Regions from separate parts of the Homo sapiens genome. Here region 2 is linked to region 1. Evidence: chromatin loops called from intact Hi-C (ENCODE). Cell type or tissue: heart right ventricle. All regions are shown on one strand.

Region 1 (8,000 bases):
GATATTCTTGCTGTTGTTATGCTCTCTACGTTTCATAAAGCACTCCAAGTGAGAGGTGACAGCATGCTGGCAGCCCTCGCAGCCCTCGCTCACTCTCAGCGCCTCCTCTGCCTGGGCTCCCACTTTGGCGGCACTTGAGGGGCCCTTCAGCCCACTGCTGCACTGTGGGAGCCCCTTTCTGGGCTGGCCAAGGTTGGAGCTGGCTCCCTCAGCTTGCAGGGAGGTGTGGAGGGAGAGGCGGGAGCAGGAACTGGGGCTGCACGCCACACTTGTGGGCCAGCTGGAGTTCCGGGTGGGCGTGGGCTTGGCAGGCCCCGCACTGGGAGCGGCCGGCTGGCCCTGCCAGCCCCAGGCAATGAGGGGCTTAGCACCCAGGCCAGCGGCTGCAGAGGGTGCGCTGGGTCCCCCAGCAGTGCTGGCCCACTGGTGCTGCGCTCAATTTCTCCCTGGGCCTTAGCTGCCTCCCCGCGGGGCAGGGCTCAGGACCTGCAGCCCACCATGCCTGAGCCTCTGCCTCCCGTGGGCTCCTGTGCAGCCCGAGCCTCCCCAACGAGCACCGCCCCCTGCTCCACGGCGCCCAGTCTCATCCACCACCCAAGGGCTGAGGAGTGCAGACGCACGGCGCAGGACTGGCAGGCAGCTCCACCTGCAGCCCCGGTGCGGGATCCACTGGGTGAAGCCAGCTGGGCTCCTGAGTCTGGTGGGGACTTGGAGAACCTTTATGTCTAGCTAGGGGATTGTAAATACACCAATCGGCACTCTGTATCTAGCTCAAGGTTTGTAAACACACCAATCAGCACCCTGTGTCTAGCTCAGGATTTGGGAATGCACCAATTGACACTCTGTATCTAGCTACTCTGGTGGGGACTTGGAGAACCTTTGTGTCCACACTCTGTATCTAGCTAATCTAGTGGGGACTTGGAGAACTTTTGTGTCTAGCTCAGGGATTGTAAACGCACCAATCAGCTCTCTGTAAAATGGACCAATCAGCTCTCTGTAAAATGGACCAATCAGCAGGATGTGGGTGGGGCCAGGTAAGAGAATAAAAGCAGGCTGCCCGAGCCAGCAATGGCAACCCGCTCAGGTCCCCTTCCACACTATGGAAGCTTTGTTCTTTAGCTCTTTGCAATAAATCTTGCTACTGCTCACTCTTTGGGTCCACACTGCTTTTATGAGCTGTAACACTCACCGTGAAGGTCTGCAGCTTCACTCCTGAAGCCAGCGAGACCACGAACCCACCAGGAGGAACAAATAACTCCAGACGTGCCGCTTTAAGAACTGTTAACACTCACTGCGACGGTCCATGGCTTCATTCTTGAAGTCAGTGAGACCAAGAACCCACCAATTCTGTACACACAAGTACTAATACATTACCTCATTTGATTTCAGAGTTAATCTGAGATGGAACATTAATCCTGTGCAATGACAGAACCAAAGCTCAGAGAGTGGATGTACTGCTGACCTGGTTTTTGGGTTCCCTTGGCCAAGCTGCAGCACCAGGCTCTGGAGCCCTTGACCCAGAGGTGGAACTCGGAGCCTGACAACAGTTTCTTCTACTTCCAGTACTTGGTTCAGGAAGTGAGAAAGGGCCTGGCCCTCAGGGCTGGCCGAAGGAGGGGAGAGGGGTGTGGGGGACCTCTGGGAGGTAGGCTAGTTGGAAAGTTAAGGAGACTCAAGGTCACTGGGTGGGTGAAGCTGAGAGGTGACAGCATGCTGGCAGTCCTCAGAGCCCTCGCTTGCTCTTGGCACCTCCCCTGCCTGGGCTCCCACTTTGGTGGCATTTGAGGAGCCCTTCAGCCCCCCACTGCACTGTGGGAGCCCCTTTCTGGGCTGGCCAAGGCTGGAGCCCACTCCCTCAGCTTGCAGGGAGGTGTGGAGGGAGAGGCACGAGCGGGAACCAGGGCTGCATGCGGCGCTTGCAGGCCAGCTGGAGTTCTGGGTGGGTGTGGGCTTGGTGGGCCCCGCATTCGGAGCAGCCAGCCAGCCCTGCTGGCCCCAGGCAGTGGGGGACTTAGCACCTGGGCCAGTGGCTGCGGAGGGTGTACTGAGTACCCCAGCAGTACCAGCCCACCGGTGCTGTGCTCGATTTCTCGCTGGGCCTTAGCTGCCTTCCCTCGGGGCAGGGCTCAGGACCTGCAGCCCACCATGCCTGAGCCTCCCACCCCCGCCATGGGCTCCTGTGCGGCCGGAGCCTCCCCGACGAGCACCACCCCCTGCTCACGGCGCCCAGTCCCATCGACCGCCCAAGGGCTGAGGAGTGTGAGCGCACAGTACGGGACTGGCAGGCAGCTCCACCTGCAGCCCCAGTGCAGGATCCACTAGGTGAAGCCAGCTGGGCTCCTGAGTCTGGTGGGGACATGGAGAGTCTTTATATCTAGCTCAGGGATTACAAATACACCAATCAGCACCCTGTGTTTAGCTCAAGGTTTGTGAATGCACCAGTCGACACTCTGTATCTAGCTGCTCTGGTGGGGCCTTGGAGAACCTGTGTGTCGAAACTCTGTATCTAACTAATATGATGGGAACATGGAGAACCTTTGTATCTAGCTCAGGGATTGTAAACGCACCAATCAGCGCCCTGACAAAACAGGCCACTCGGCTCTACCAATCAGCAGGATGTGGGTGGGGCCAGATAAGAGAATAAAAGCAGGCTGCCTGAGCCAGCATTGGCAACCCGCTCAGGTCCCCTTCCACGCTGTGGAAGCTTTGTTCTTTTGCTCTTTGCAATAAATCTTGCTACTGCTCACTCTTTGGGTCCACGCTGCTTTTATGAGCTGTAACACTCACCGCGAAGGTCTGCAGCTTCACTCCCGAGCCAGCGAGACCACGAACCCACCAGAAGGAAGAAACTCCGAACACATCTGAACATCAGAAGGGACAGACTCCAGACGCGCCACCTTAAGAGCTGTAACACTCACCGCGAGGGTCCGCGGCTTCATTCTTGAAGTCAGTGAGACCAAGAACCCACCAATTCCGGACACAAAGCCACAGACTCTGGCAAATTATCCAGGGGCACCAAGGCTCCAAATGGCACATTGCTGACCAGTGTAAACATTTATCTTTTAAGCTATCGATTCTACCCCAAGCCTGGAAGTCTGACTGCCAAGAACAGTATGGCCAAAAACACTAGGTGAAAAAGAAAACAGAATCCATTTTTGTTTCATGTTGAGAATGTGCTGTTTTGCAGCATGAAGCCCTGGGAAGAGGATGTAAAGAAAGGACAGTCCTCCAAGGCGAGCCTCTCCCAGCTGACAGCCTGCTTTTACTGTGCTGGATGTGGGCGGCGAGTTGCACAAAGAGCGAGGGGACAGCTTTGGAGATGGGGGGTTGAGGGGGTCAGGACATCCTCCCTGAAGGCCTGACCAGACAAGGCAGCATCTGTATCACTGGGATGGGGGAGGGGGTGGGGAGAAAGAAGACCTCGAATGAGGCCCTTTGGTTCAGTAGCAGTAACTCAGATTTTTTTTTTTTTTTAAACTGGGGCAGGGACAAACTTACAAAGACAAATAAGAGGTAATAACACAAATTATACATTCAAGTATGAATGCAAGGAATTGTTCTGCTTGAGAGCTGGTAGAGATCTATTTCAGGACAGGCAGCCGACTCCTGAGTGCAGGTGGCCTGATGGGCGGGGAAGGTGCCATTCTTGGGCCGGATGAAAGAAAGATGATCCTGAAAGGGGGTAAAGATATATGATTTCAGGCAACTCTGTGTCAGGCACGTACCTTCCTTCTAATTTCTGCAGACACCAGCTGGCTGGGGGAGGGGCAGAAGATGGGCGGGCAGAATAAAGAAAGGATCTCCCTAGTCTTGGAGGAAAACAGGGGAAGCCAGAGGGAGGAAGTTGTTCTGGGTTCAAAGAAATCAACTTAGAAAGCTTCCCTGATAAAAATAGCCATTGGCAAATCCTAGTCTATTTATATCACCCATCCAAGATCACTATCAGGATCCTGGGCTGAATCACAAGACCCAGTAAATAAGTATGGAGCGCTGGCTGCCTGATTTATGGGAAGATATTTAAACACCACTGGAGCAACTGAGTCAGGGAAAATTTGAGTGCTGGCACCAAACGGTACATTTACAAGTGGCTCTCACTTTACAGAAATAGATAGGTTCCTGAAAAGTTGGCTATAAAATGAATTCAATTAACAGAATCATATTTTCCTAGTGAATCACATCTTAAAATTAGAGATAGATTGGGGGAGGGGTGGCCAAAAAAAACCAACCACACCAAACAACTGTGCCTCTGAGACTAAATAAAAATCACTCTTCATTCAGCAAACTCTAAAACGTCACTTACTTAAAAGGCCATTATAAACGCTCATAAAATACAAACAATTTGTCAGCAAACATGTCTATGTCTGTGACATACAAGGAGTTGCACCAGGCTTTGTGGAGGCTTATAAGACACAAGTGGCTGGCCATCAGGAGCTCACAATTTGGCACTTAAAAAAAAAAAAAACCACACTGAAATTCATGTTGCATCAGAAAAAAAACAGCTCCCTGGATGTAGACAAATGTGCATGCATGAGGGCCTGCCTGGCCCTTTAAGTGTTATCTGGGCCGGGAACAGCTCGGCTCCCTCCTGCCGGCAGCAGCCAACCAAGTTGGCCTCTAAGTACTGCTTTTCAAACTCTATGTTTATAAGCTAAAAGCTGTTGGCCATGTGGCGCTGCGTCATAATTGCTTATTTATTTAACTAACTTGGAAAGAAAAAAAACCAACCCATGACCTGGGTGTTTTAATAAAATAAGAAGAGTTAAGGTACTTAAAGCTCTCTGAAAAGTTAAAGGCCTGCACAACCCAAGGGGGTTGTTATTTTAAAGTTTAAAGGGCATTTGCTCAAGGGATCTGTTTGTTTGGAAAAAGTCTGTCTCCTTCTACTTATGCTCTCTTGCACATAGAATATTGGTCATTGGTAACAGGAGCAGAGATCTAATTTGTTATTAATTTGTTATTAGTTTTGTAAGTGCAGATCACGTTGTACCGAGTTTGCTTTAAGCAAGAGACAAACACACTTCAGAAGCCAACACTTGTGAAGTGTTGGCTCTGTCAGCAACTACAGGCACAGAACTGAGGATTATTAGTTCAAAATAGGCTACATAGGGCTGTGCATGGTAGCTGACACCTGTAATCTCAGCGCTTTGGGAAAGCAAGATAGGAGGATCACTTGAGCCCAAGAGTTGGAGACCAGCCTGGGCAAGATGGTGAGACACTGTCTCTATTACAAGAAAATAATAATAATATTAGCAGGCATGGTGGTACACCAGCTACTTCGGAAGCTGAAGCAGGAGGATCACCTGAGCCCAGGAATTTGTGGTAGGCAGTGAGCTATGATCAGGCCACTGCATTCCAGCCTGGGCCACAGAGCAAGACTCTGTCTCTTATTTAAAAAATAAAGCTATATCCCTTAGACCAAGCTTGTCTAACGCATGTGGCCCAGGATGGCTTTGAATGCAGCCCAACACAAATTTGTAAACTTTCTTAAAACAGTATGAATTTTTTCTTTTTTTTTTTTTTTAAGCTCATCAGCTATCGTTAGTGTATTTTATGTGCGGCCCAAGGTAATTATTCTTCCAACGTGGCTCAGGGAAGCCAAAAGATTGGACACCCCCCCACCTTAGACACTGTGTGCCTCACGAACTGGCACCACCATAGGGGCCTGTCCATAGCTAGTAAGAGTGAAATGCTTCCTGTTGACATCTGCTGTAGACCTGAAGGTATACAAAGTGTCGGAGAGTAAACAGCACATTTTTGAAAAAACACTTTTGTTTTAATTCCATAGAGATGAGCCAAGCTGTGGTAGAGGCTGTTGTTTATCCTACTAGCCATTCTTCCCTTCTTCCTTTTACTGATGGAACTCTCCCAGTTTTGTTTTGTTTTTTGTTTTTTTGTTTTTTTTTTAATTACCAGCAAGGTTCAGGGTTGCCCAACTACAGACTGTGTTTCCCAGCATGCCTTACACCCCATGTGACTAATGTTGGCCAATGAGATGGGATGTGAGCAACTGCCAGGTCCAGTCCTTTAAGCAGGAAATGGTTGCCTTCCATTTCCTCTCTTCCTTCCCACATCTAGAGTGTGGACTTAAAATTGCTGGGCTAGCTTTAATAATTCCCAGCAGGGCTTCTTAACCCTGGGGTCCTCAGACCCTCAAGGAGTCCATGAATAGAATTCACTGGTCTTTAAATTTGGAAGGACAAACAAAAACAAAAACAAAAACAAAAAACACCCATAACTTTAGCATTTCCTTCACTTATAATGGAGGGAACAAACCACATTATTAGCAGTGTCCATGACTCTGTCAATAACAGAAATTATAGGTATTTTCATATCACATTATACTTATGGATTGTCTTGAAATATCACAAATACTCATCACTACTTTGGAATTACAAAAATAGCCTTTAGAATTGACACTAGATCATTATTTGATGTATTAATAAAGTACATATTACTATGTCATAAATTTTGGGTTTTTAAAATACTTTGATAATTGTATTTCAACATAATTAATTTCCTTTGTAACTCTGTGTTTTATTTTACACATTTAAACAAAATTTTTATTTATTTATTTTGAGATGGAGTCTCACTCTGTCTCCCAGGCTGGAGTGCAGTGGTGTGATCTTAGCTCACTGAAACTTCCGCCTCCTGGGTTCAAGCGATTCTCCTGCCTCAGCCTCCTGAGTAGCTGGCACTACAGGTGCGTGCCACCTCACCTGGCTAATTTTTGTATTTTTAGTAGAGGCGGGGTTTCACTATGTTGGGCCTGGCTGTTCTCAAACTCCTGATCTCAAGTGATCTGCCTGCCTCAGCCTCCCAAAGTGCTGGGATTACAGGCATGAGCCACTGCGCCCAGCCTGATTTTGCACATTTAAAAGCATTAGTCTGTGAAGTGGTCCCTAGCCTTTGTCACTCTGTAAAGTGATCCATGGCACAAAAAATGCTATGAATCCTTACCTAGGGAATGGCAGAGCAATAATATTTAGGGAACTCAGGCCTGTGGATGACCTTGTACAGCAGAGCACCCATCAAGTTCTAGACCACTCCTCTAGACCAGGGCTGCCCAACTAAACTTTCTGTGATGATGGAAGCATTTTTTTGCTTTGTTTTGTTTTCAGACAGAGTCTCGCTCTGCCACTCGGGCTGGAGTGCAGTGGCACAATCTCAGCTCACCACAACCTCTGCCTCCTGGGTTCAAGTGATTGTCCTGCCTCAGCCTCCTGAGTAGCTGGGATTACAGGCACCTGCCACCACTCCCAGCTAATTTTTGGGTTTTTTTTTTTTTTTTTTTTTTTTTTTTTTGTAGAGATGGGGTTTCACCATGTTGACCAGGCTGGTCTCAAACTCCTGACCTCAAGTGATCTGCCCACCTTGGCCTCCCAAAGTGCTGATACGCATAAGCACATAGGATGACCACACCCAACCAATGATGGAAATGTTTTATCTGTGCTGTCCAATACAGTAACCTCTAGCCAAGAGGCTACTAAGCACTTGAAATGCGGCCAGTGCAACTGAGGCAGTTAACTTTTTATTTTGCTCGAATTACATTTAAATAATCAAATGTGCTTAGTGGCCACCGCACTGGATGGTGCAGCTCTAGACTGTTACATGGAGAAACAAATTTCTACCATGTTTAAACTGTGATATTCTGGGGTCTATTATAGTACCTTAGCCTATACCTTAACTAATACACAAACGTACCTGGACTCAGTAATAATAAATGTACTAGGGAAAGAAGGCACATTTACAGAGAGACCAACTCAAAAAATACACAAACTCACTAACTGAAAGCAAGATTTATACAGAAATGTTCTATTTACAAAGCATTCCCATATATGAATACATGACTTTACGTGATACTCATAATGCCCCTGTGACTGTGACTGCCTTGATCTTGCTCTCAAAGGGGCTTAGTGACTTTACTAATCATGAAGATGGTGGAGCCAGGGGTCAATTCCAGATGTTACCACTGCACTGTGTACCTTTCAGCTCTCTGAATG
Region 2 (8,000 bases), 110 kb after region 1:
ATAAACAAGGTCCAGGCTAAGGTGGTCTCAAATGGAGATGAGGAACTTGTTGGGAACTGGAACAAAGGTGGCTTTTGCTATGTTTTAGCAAAGAGACTGGTGTCATTTTGTCCTGCCCTAGAGATTTGTGGAACTTTGAACTTGAGAGATGATTTAGAGTATCTGGCAGAAGAAATTTCTAAGCAGCAAAGCATTCAAGAGGTAACTTGGGTTCTGTCAAAGGCATTCAGTTTCAAAAGGGAAACAGAGCATAAAAGTTTAGAAAGTTTGCAGCCTGACAATGCAATAGAAAAGAAAATCCCATTTTCTGAGGAGAAATTCAAGCCAGCTGCAGAAGTTTGCTTAAGTAACTAGGAGCCAAAATGTTAATCACCAAGACAATGGGGAAAATGCCTCCAGGGCATGTCAGAGAACTTTGTGGCAGCCCCTCCCACTACAGGCCCTGAAGCCTAGGAGGAAAAAATGGTTTCAAGGGCTGAGCCCAGGGTCCCTGTGCTGTGTACAGCCTAAGGACTTGGTGCCCTGCATCCCAGACACTCCAGCTGTGGCTGAAAGGGGCCAACACAGAGTTCATGCCATGGCTTCAGAGAATGCAAGCCCCAAGACTTGACAGCTTCCACGTGGTTTTGAGCCTGCAAGTACACAGAAGTCAAGAATTGAGGTTTGGGAACCTATGCCTAGATTTCAGAAGATGTATGGAAACACCTGGATGCCCAGGCTGAAGTTTGCTGTAGGGGTGGGGTCCTCATGGAGAACCTCTGCTAGGGCAGTGTGGAAGGAAAATGTGGGGTGAGAGCCCCCACACAGAGTTCCTACTGGGGCACTGCCTAGTGAAGCTGTGAGAAGAGGGCCACTGTCCTCTAGACCTCAGAATGATAGATCCACTGACAACTGTGCTGTGTGCCTGGAAGAGCCAGACACTCAACGCCAGTCTGTGAAAGCAGCCAGGAGGGAGGCTGCACCCTGCAAAGCCACAGGGGCAGAGCTGCCCAAGACCATGGGAACCAATCATGCCTTCCCACCTCTTGCATCAGCATGACCTGGATGTGAGACACGGAGTCAAAGGAGATCATTTTGGAGCTTTAAGATTTGACTGCCTCACTGGATTTCAGACTTGTATGGAGCCTGAGCTCCTTTGTTTTGGTCAATTTCTCCAATTTGGAATGGCTGTATGTACCCAATGCCTGTACCCCCATTATATCTAGGAAGTAACTAACTTGCTTTTGATTTATATAGGCTCATAGGCAGAAGGGACTTGCCTTGTCTCAGAAGAGACTTTGGACTACTGCGTTAATGCTGAAATTAGTTGAGACTTTGGGGGACTGTTGGGAAGACATGATTGGTTTTGAAATGTGAAGATACGAAATTTGAGAGGGACGGGGCCAGAATGATATGGTTTGGCTCTGTGTCCCCAACCAAATCTCATCTTGTGGCTCCCATAATTCCCATATGTTATGGGAGGGACCCAGTGGGAGATGATTGAATCATGGGGGTGGGTCTTTCCCATGCTGCTCTGGTGATGGTTAATGGGTCTTATGAGATCTGATGGTTTTAAGAATGGGAGTTTCTCTGCACAAGCTCTGTTTTCCTGCTGCCATCCACGTAAGATGTGACTTGCTCCTCCTTACCTTCCACCAGGATTGTGAGGCCTCCCCAGCCATGTGGAACTGTAAGTCTGATAAACCTCCTTCTTTTGTAAACTGCCCAGTCTTGGGTATATCTTTATCAGCAGCATGAAAATGGACTAATACAGAGGCCGAGGCAAGAGGACTGCTTGAAGCCATGAGTTCAAGGCCAGCCTGGGCAATATAGCAAGATGTCATCTCTACAAATTTTTTTTTTAAGTTAACTGGGCACAGTAGCAGGTGCTTGTAATCTCAGTAACTTGGTGGGGGACTGAGGCAGGAGAATCACTTAATCCAGGAATTGGAGGCTTCAGTGAGCCATGACTGCACCACTGCCCTCCAGCCTGGGTGATGGGGCAAGAAACTGTCTCAAAAAAACATGGCAATAGAAATGCTACATATGGGCTGGGTATGGTGGCTCATGCCTGTGATCCCAGCACTTTGAGAGGCTGGGGTGGGCAGATCACTTGAGTCCAGGAGTTAGAGACCAGCCTTGGCAATATGATGAAACCCCATTTCTACCAAAAATACAAAAATTAGCCAGGCGTGGGGATGTGCGCCTATAGTCCCAGCCACTTGGGAGACTGAGGTGAGAGGATCGCTTGAGCCTGGGAGGCAGAGGTTGCAGTGAGCCGGGATCATGCCACTACACTCCAGCCTGGGTAACAGAGTGAGATTCCATCTACAAAAAACAAAAACAAAAACAAAAAAAAGCAAGGAAGGAAGGAAGAAAAGGAAAGGAAGGAAAGAGAAATGCTACACATGGCCAGGTGCAGTGGGATTACAGGCATCATGCCTATAATCCTAGCACTTTGGGAGGCCAAGGCGGTGGATGTCTTAAGCCCAGAAGTTTAGGACCAGCCTGGGAAACACAGCGAAACCCCATCTCTACAAAAAATTATCCAGGCGTGGTGACATGCATTTGTAGTCCCAGCTACTTGGGAGGCTGAAGTGGGAGAATCACCTGAGCCTGGGAAGTTGAGGCTGCACTGAGCCATGATCACAACACTGCACTCCAGCCTGGACGACAGAGTGAGAGATCCTGTCTCAAAAATAAAAATAATAAAAAAAAAGAAATGCTACATACTTACTACTTGTAAAATATAATTATTGCCAAATAGGGCTTGATAAACACAGAAAATACATGACAAGATGACACATAGCAATGTCAGCAAAAATAGTGGAGTAAGAACCTCTGAAAATCCTTTCTATAAGGGGAAAGAGAAGGCTGACAAAATCTGGGGCTGTGTATTCAAGAAAAACTGAATCTTGGTAAAACAATAAGCTTTTTGGCATTTCAACTTCTCCTATTCTCATCGCCTCACCCCCTCAAGCTCCATAGTAGCCTTGAACATCAGTAACACATAATCACAGTGAAAACCGGCAGCCCAATAGTCAGTGGGGGCAAGGGGGTGGGGGTGGAGTTTAGAGTCAGAGCTTCTATAAATCTTCATTTTTAGAAAATGTCACCTGTATGGTGTCAGGAAGATCCACTGACAAAATGTCCTCATTTGACCTGATTCAGAATTCACCCAGCCTTTTTTCCAGGGCCAACTGTTGAAAACTATCAGAGGCAACTGTTTAACATCATGATCTCCTGACTTGGTATGTAACAGCTGAAGTAACAATAAGCCAACAAAAAGCTTTAAAAAATCTGGAAAATACTAAAGGAGGCTTTGAAAAGCTGAAGCATATTCTTAAGAATCTAGAAAATATGTGATATGATTTGGCTGTGTCCCCACCCAAATCTCATCTTGAATTGTAGCTCCCATAATTCCCATGTGTTGTGGGAGGGACCCAATAGGAGGTAACTGAATCATGGGGGCGGGTCTTTCTCATGCCGTTCTCATGATAGTGAATAAGTCTCACGAGATCTGATGGTTTTATAAAGGGAGTTCCCCTCCACAAGCCCTTGTCTGCTGCCACATAAGATGTGCCTTTGCTTCCCTTTTGCTTTCCACCATGATTGTGAGGCCTCCTCAGCCATGTGGAACTGTAAGTCCATTAAACCTCTTTCCCTTATAAATTACCCAGTCTCAGGTATGTCTTTATGAGCAGCATGAGAAAGACTAATACAACATGGCACAGGCACAAGGCTAGGTACATGCCCAAAACCACACACCTGCTCAGGGAAGATCTGAGAAGGCCCTAAACTCAGTCTAGCTGACCTTAAGAATGCAAGCAGGAGATAAAAGGCAAGGCAGAGGTATTAATGGCTTGGCTGAGCATTGAAGGCTGGTTAAAAAAATTTGAGCTGGAGCCGGCCATGGTGGCTCATGCCCGTATCCCAGCACTTTGGGAGGCCAACCAGGGCAGATCACTTGAAGTCAGGAGTTCATGACCAGCCTGGCCAATATGGTGAAACGCCATCTCTACTAAAAATAAAAAAATTAGTCGGGCATGGTGGCGAGCACCTGTAATCCCAGCTACTCGGGAGGCTGAGGCAGGACAATCACTTGAACCCGGGAGATGGAGGTTGCAGTGAGCCGAGAAGATCGCACCACTGCACTCCGGTCTGGGCGACAGAGCAAGACTCTACCGCAAAAAAAAAAAAAAAAAAAAAAAAATTGAGCTGGTTAATAAGCAGGACATTATAAAAATCAAAATGTTTAAATGGATGCTCTGACCAATTAATCCAATATTTGAGATTATACTATTGTAGGTCAAAAATCTGGGGGGGAGATTTCTTTTAAATATTGATATGTCAACAAGGAGGTAAATTGGAAAAATGCAAACAAAAAGACATTCCAAGAGCAGTAACAGCCAAAACTAACTCAGTGCATTCATTCAAAGATTTAAGAGAACCTGCTCTAGTTTATACGCTTCTTTGGGAAATCCAGCGTGTTTCTGCATAAGGAGTGCCATCTTTTGTCAAGGAGTAACCAATATCCACTGAAATGCCCAATGTGTAGAACTATTTTTGCCCTTGTGATATTCATACTTCGACCTCAGGGTCATTAATATGTTGTTGGTTTTTATATTCCTTGCCTTTTCATTAGCATTCGTATTAATTTCTAAAGCAATGTGAGGAAAAAGGAACCAGACTGCTTCACCTACTTAATAATTGATTATCAATAACATTTAAAGGAAGATTTTTCTCCCAATGAAATGCAAGTAACTCACCAGAAGAAAAAACCTTAAAAACTACATAAAAGTTTACATTTGCTAGTTTCCATTTCTTAAATGATGTCTTTTCATCCTTTATTATCTAAACAGAAGGAATCAGACAAGCTATCCCTCCAGATTTTCTCTGAACACAAACAAGATGAAACAATTACCATTTTAGACATAATCCCTCTTAATCTCCTTCTCCTTACTACCTTCCCCCAATACCCTTAAGAGATTAAAAAAAAAAAAGAAAACCCTTGAAACATCTATATTATTCTCCATTCTCTCTTTAACTTACTCCAATGAGGACTTCCTCTCCGCACTCCAAAAGACTCTTGTCAAGACTTCCTCAGATTGATAGGTGCACGTCAGTTTACATTTACTACGAATTATCAGACTCTAGTCTTACAATGGGTGGATTTTCTGGTATGTAAATTGTATCTCAATAAAGCTCTTGAATATCTTTAAGAAACACAAATTTAGATCCATAGCATCAACATATTTATAAATGGTATGTTAGTGTACTATTCAACGTTGTAATCACTACAGCAAAGTGTTTGTTTGATATGTCTTAATGTACTTTAAGCATTTAAGAGAATAGATTCCTGGTTTTAATTAAGACTTTAAAAGCATTGAAATTTATATTCAATATTTTTAAAACAGGAGAAATCTAATTTGATTAACTGCTAAATTGATAAATTAATCTGGTAAGTCTATGTAACCAGGTAATTGTTGACGTCGATTGTTAAATAAACTGGGTGTGGTGGCTATGAGACCCTGACTCCATTAAAAAAATTGTTAAAAAATGTGTTATATTAATATAAAAAGACCACTGAAGACCTGTATCTTGCCATTTATAATCCTCATTCAGTCTCTCAGCAGCATCTGACAGTTGATTTTCCTTCTATTCTGTGATTTTATATTTTTGGAGCTGGGGTTTCACTATGTTGCCCAGGCTGGCCTTGACTTTCACGGGGCTGGTGCATGTGTGATATGTTAATGAATGTATAAGGAGGTTCTAGGTGAAACCTAGGTCAAATCCACAGCCATGTTGGGTGCAGTCATTCTTAGCCAGCTTGGTTCACACCCTGGTTTTTCAGGGTCTTATCAGCCCCTAGCTTATCCAGTATTTCTTTTTTTAATTTATTTTTTGAGACGGAGTCTCACTCTATTGCCCAGGCTGGAGTGCAATGGCACAATCTTGGCTCACTGCAACCTCTGCCTCCTGGATTCAAGCAATCCTCCCACCTCAGCCTTCTGAGTAGCTGGGATTACAGGCGCCTGCCACTACACCCCAGCTAATTTTTGTATTTCTAGTAGAAACCGGGTTTCACCATGTTGGCTAGGCTGGTTTCGAACTTCTGACCTCAAGTGATCTGCCTGCCTTGGCCTCCCAAATGCTGAGATTACAGGTGTGAGCAACCACGCCCAGTCTATGCAGCTATTTCAACAGTTTCCTTTTGCTAGTCATGTGAAACTGCTGCCTGGAATTTTCTATTCTCCTGCGACCACCCTGTTATTATTCCTGTCTCAGTTGCATGGGTATTTACATGTGAAAAAAAACCCACCAAGTTGTACACTTAACATCTGTGTACTTACTGTTTTTAAGTTTTACCTCAACATAAAAATGTTTATTATTTAAGAAAAGGTTCAAGGCTTCCAATCCAATTAAAACATGCATTTCTTACTGTAACAAACTAATAAAAGGATCACCGTAGGTTAAACAGCTATTAATCCTGCTGAGAGTTGAGACCCTAGAGCAAAGAAAAAATATTTGCTGAGCATCCATTACTTAGAGCTTATAGTCTGTAGGCCTGGAGTACACAGGTTGTGGGACCCTCCTGGACTCTGCCATTTAGTAGGAGGCAGAACCAGAGTCCAGTGTGAAGTCACTGTGGCCTTATGCACAGAATGGCTTATAAAACAGAAGGAGGGGTCAGAGAAGGATTCTATGGCATTCTGTGCATGATACATGCTATGCATACATTTAAAAAACCCCTAAGTTAAAAGCTGAGCATGAAGTGGACTGACTTCCTTAGTGAGGCTGTGAGTGGATACCATGAGTGTAGTGGATAAGAAAGGCAGAAAGAGGATAAAATTGTGTCTGCTGTTATATACGAATCTCACTTTAAAATGAATTTTTAGAAGATACAACTTTCTATTCTCGGTCATCTTTTTAAACCAACACATACTTGACTGACATAAGCCAAACCAAAGATATTATTTGAAGGATACTTGGAAGATGTCAACATTGAAGAAAATATTCACTTGAAACCTTAAAATAACAAAGTTTAACTTTCTAAAGTCATTCTACAAAAAAAGTCACAAAGCACAAAAGCTATAGCAGTGGTTTATCAAAACTTGAGCATGCTTCAGAATCCCCAGGAAGGCTTGTTAAAACAGAAGTAGCTGGGCCCAACCCCACAGTTTCTGATTAATTAGGTCTGGGGCGGGGTCTGAGAGTTTTTATTTCTAGCAAGTTCCCAAATGGCACTGATGCTGCTGGTGCTCGGACCACTTTGAAAATGCCTGCTACATCTAAACAGGAGCACAACATCTTGGGATTCAACCCATTAAGCAGCACATTTTTAAAGTCCATCTTTAGCTATTTCTCCTAAAAGAAATTGCTTTGCGTGATATCACTATTTAGCAGTTTTACTCAATCCCTTTAATAAATTACTTACGGTAAAAAAATTCATTCCCCTGCAGAGAGAGCCAGGTTTCACTAAGAAAATTATTACCCTGAGTGACGTTTGTAATGTATGAATTTTGGTTGAGTTTCTTTTAATTTTGAAGTTGAGAATTATATAAGAACATGCTTCGCAGGCAAGTTCCATCAAGAAGGTTATAGTACATTATTTTATACATTATTCTCTCTCTCCAATCTGCATGGCTGTTGAGGTTATTCTCATAAACTAACTGGACATATCCCAGGTACAGGTTTGGTTTGACTCAAGCAGTATTTTGGGGTGGGGGGTGCGGTGTGAACCAACACTTAAAAATCAGGTACTTGCACATTAAAATTCACATTTCTATCTACTCTTCGAAGGAAAAAAAATCAGAAAATATGGCAACGTTATTCCCAGTAGTCTGCAAGTAACAATCATCCAGAGTTGGGTTGCAGCTGCTCCACGGAGAGAACTTGAGCTCTAGTTGGCCACAGTCCCTATTTATTTTCTGTTGTCTTCAAGCTAGTCCTTCTCTGCTCATTGATTTATTGGCCTACCCCTATTATCTGGGTACTCAGCATAAGAGGGAACAGTTTCA

What was found. A loop is a pair of places that touch in the nucleus more often than their neighbours do. Peaks named below come from ENCODE experiments on the same cell type or tissue, not always from the same donor. Only the 100,000 strongest peaks of a DNase experiment are listed, where the experiment ranks them.
Region 2: it touches region 1 in a loop (2.0-fold over the local background); 2 of 110 quality-filtered maps call a loop at or near these places.

What each region holds. Positions count from the first base shown.
Region 1 is chr3:11,505,857-11,513,856 of GRCh38, reverse strand. All of the region lies in intron 20 of ATG7 (autophagy related 7), which reads right to left. Among named protein-coding and RNA genes, the nearest start is that of VGLL4, 130 kb to the left of the region's middle. In heart right ventricle, a CTCF peak has its summit at 4,600; DNase peaks (open chromatin) are centred at 3,766 and 4,596; H3K4me3 peaks cover 491 bases; H3K27ac peaks cover 3,964 bases.
Region 2 is chr3:11,400,318-11,408,317 of GRCh38, reverse strand. The region is part of intron 19 of ATG7 (autophagy related 7); the gene reads right to left. Among named protein-coding and RNA genes, the nearest start is that of ATG7, 130 kb to the right of the region's middle. In heart right ventricle, no CTCF peak of the experiment used is centred here; no DNase peak of the experiment used is centred here.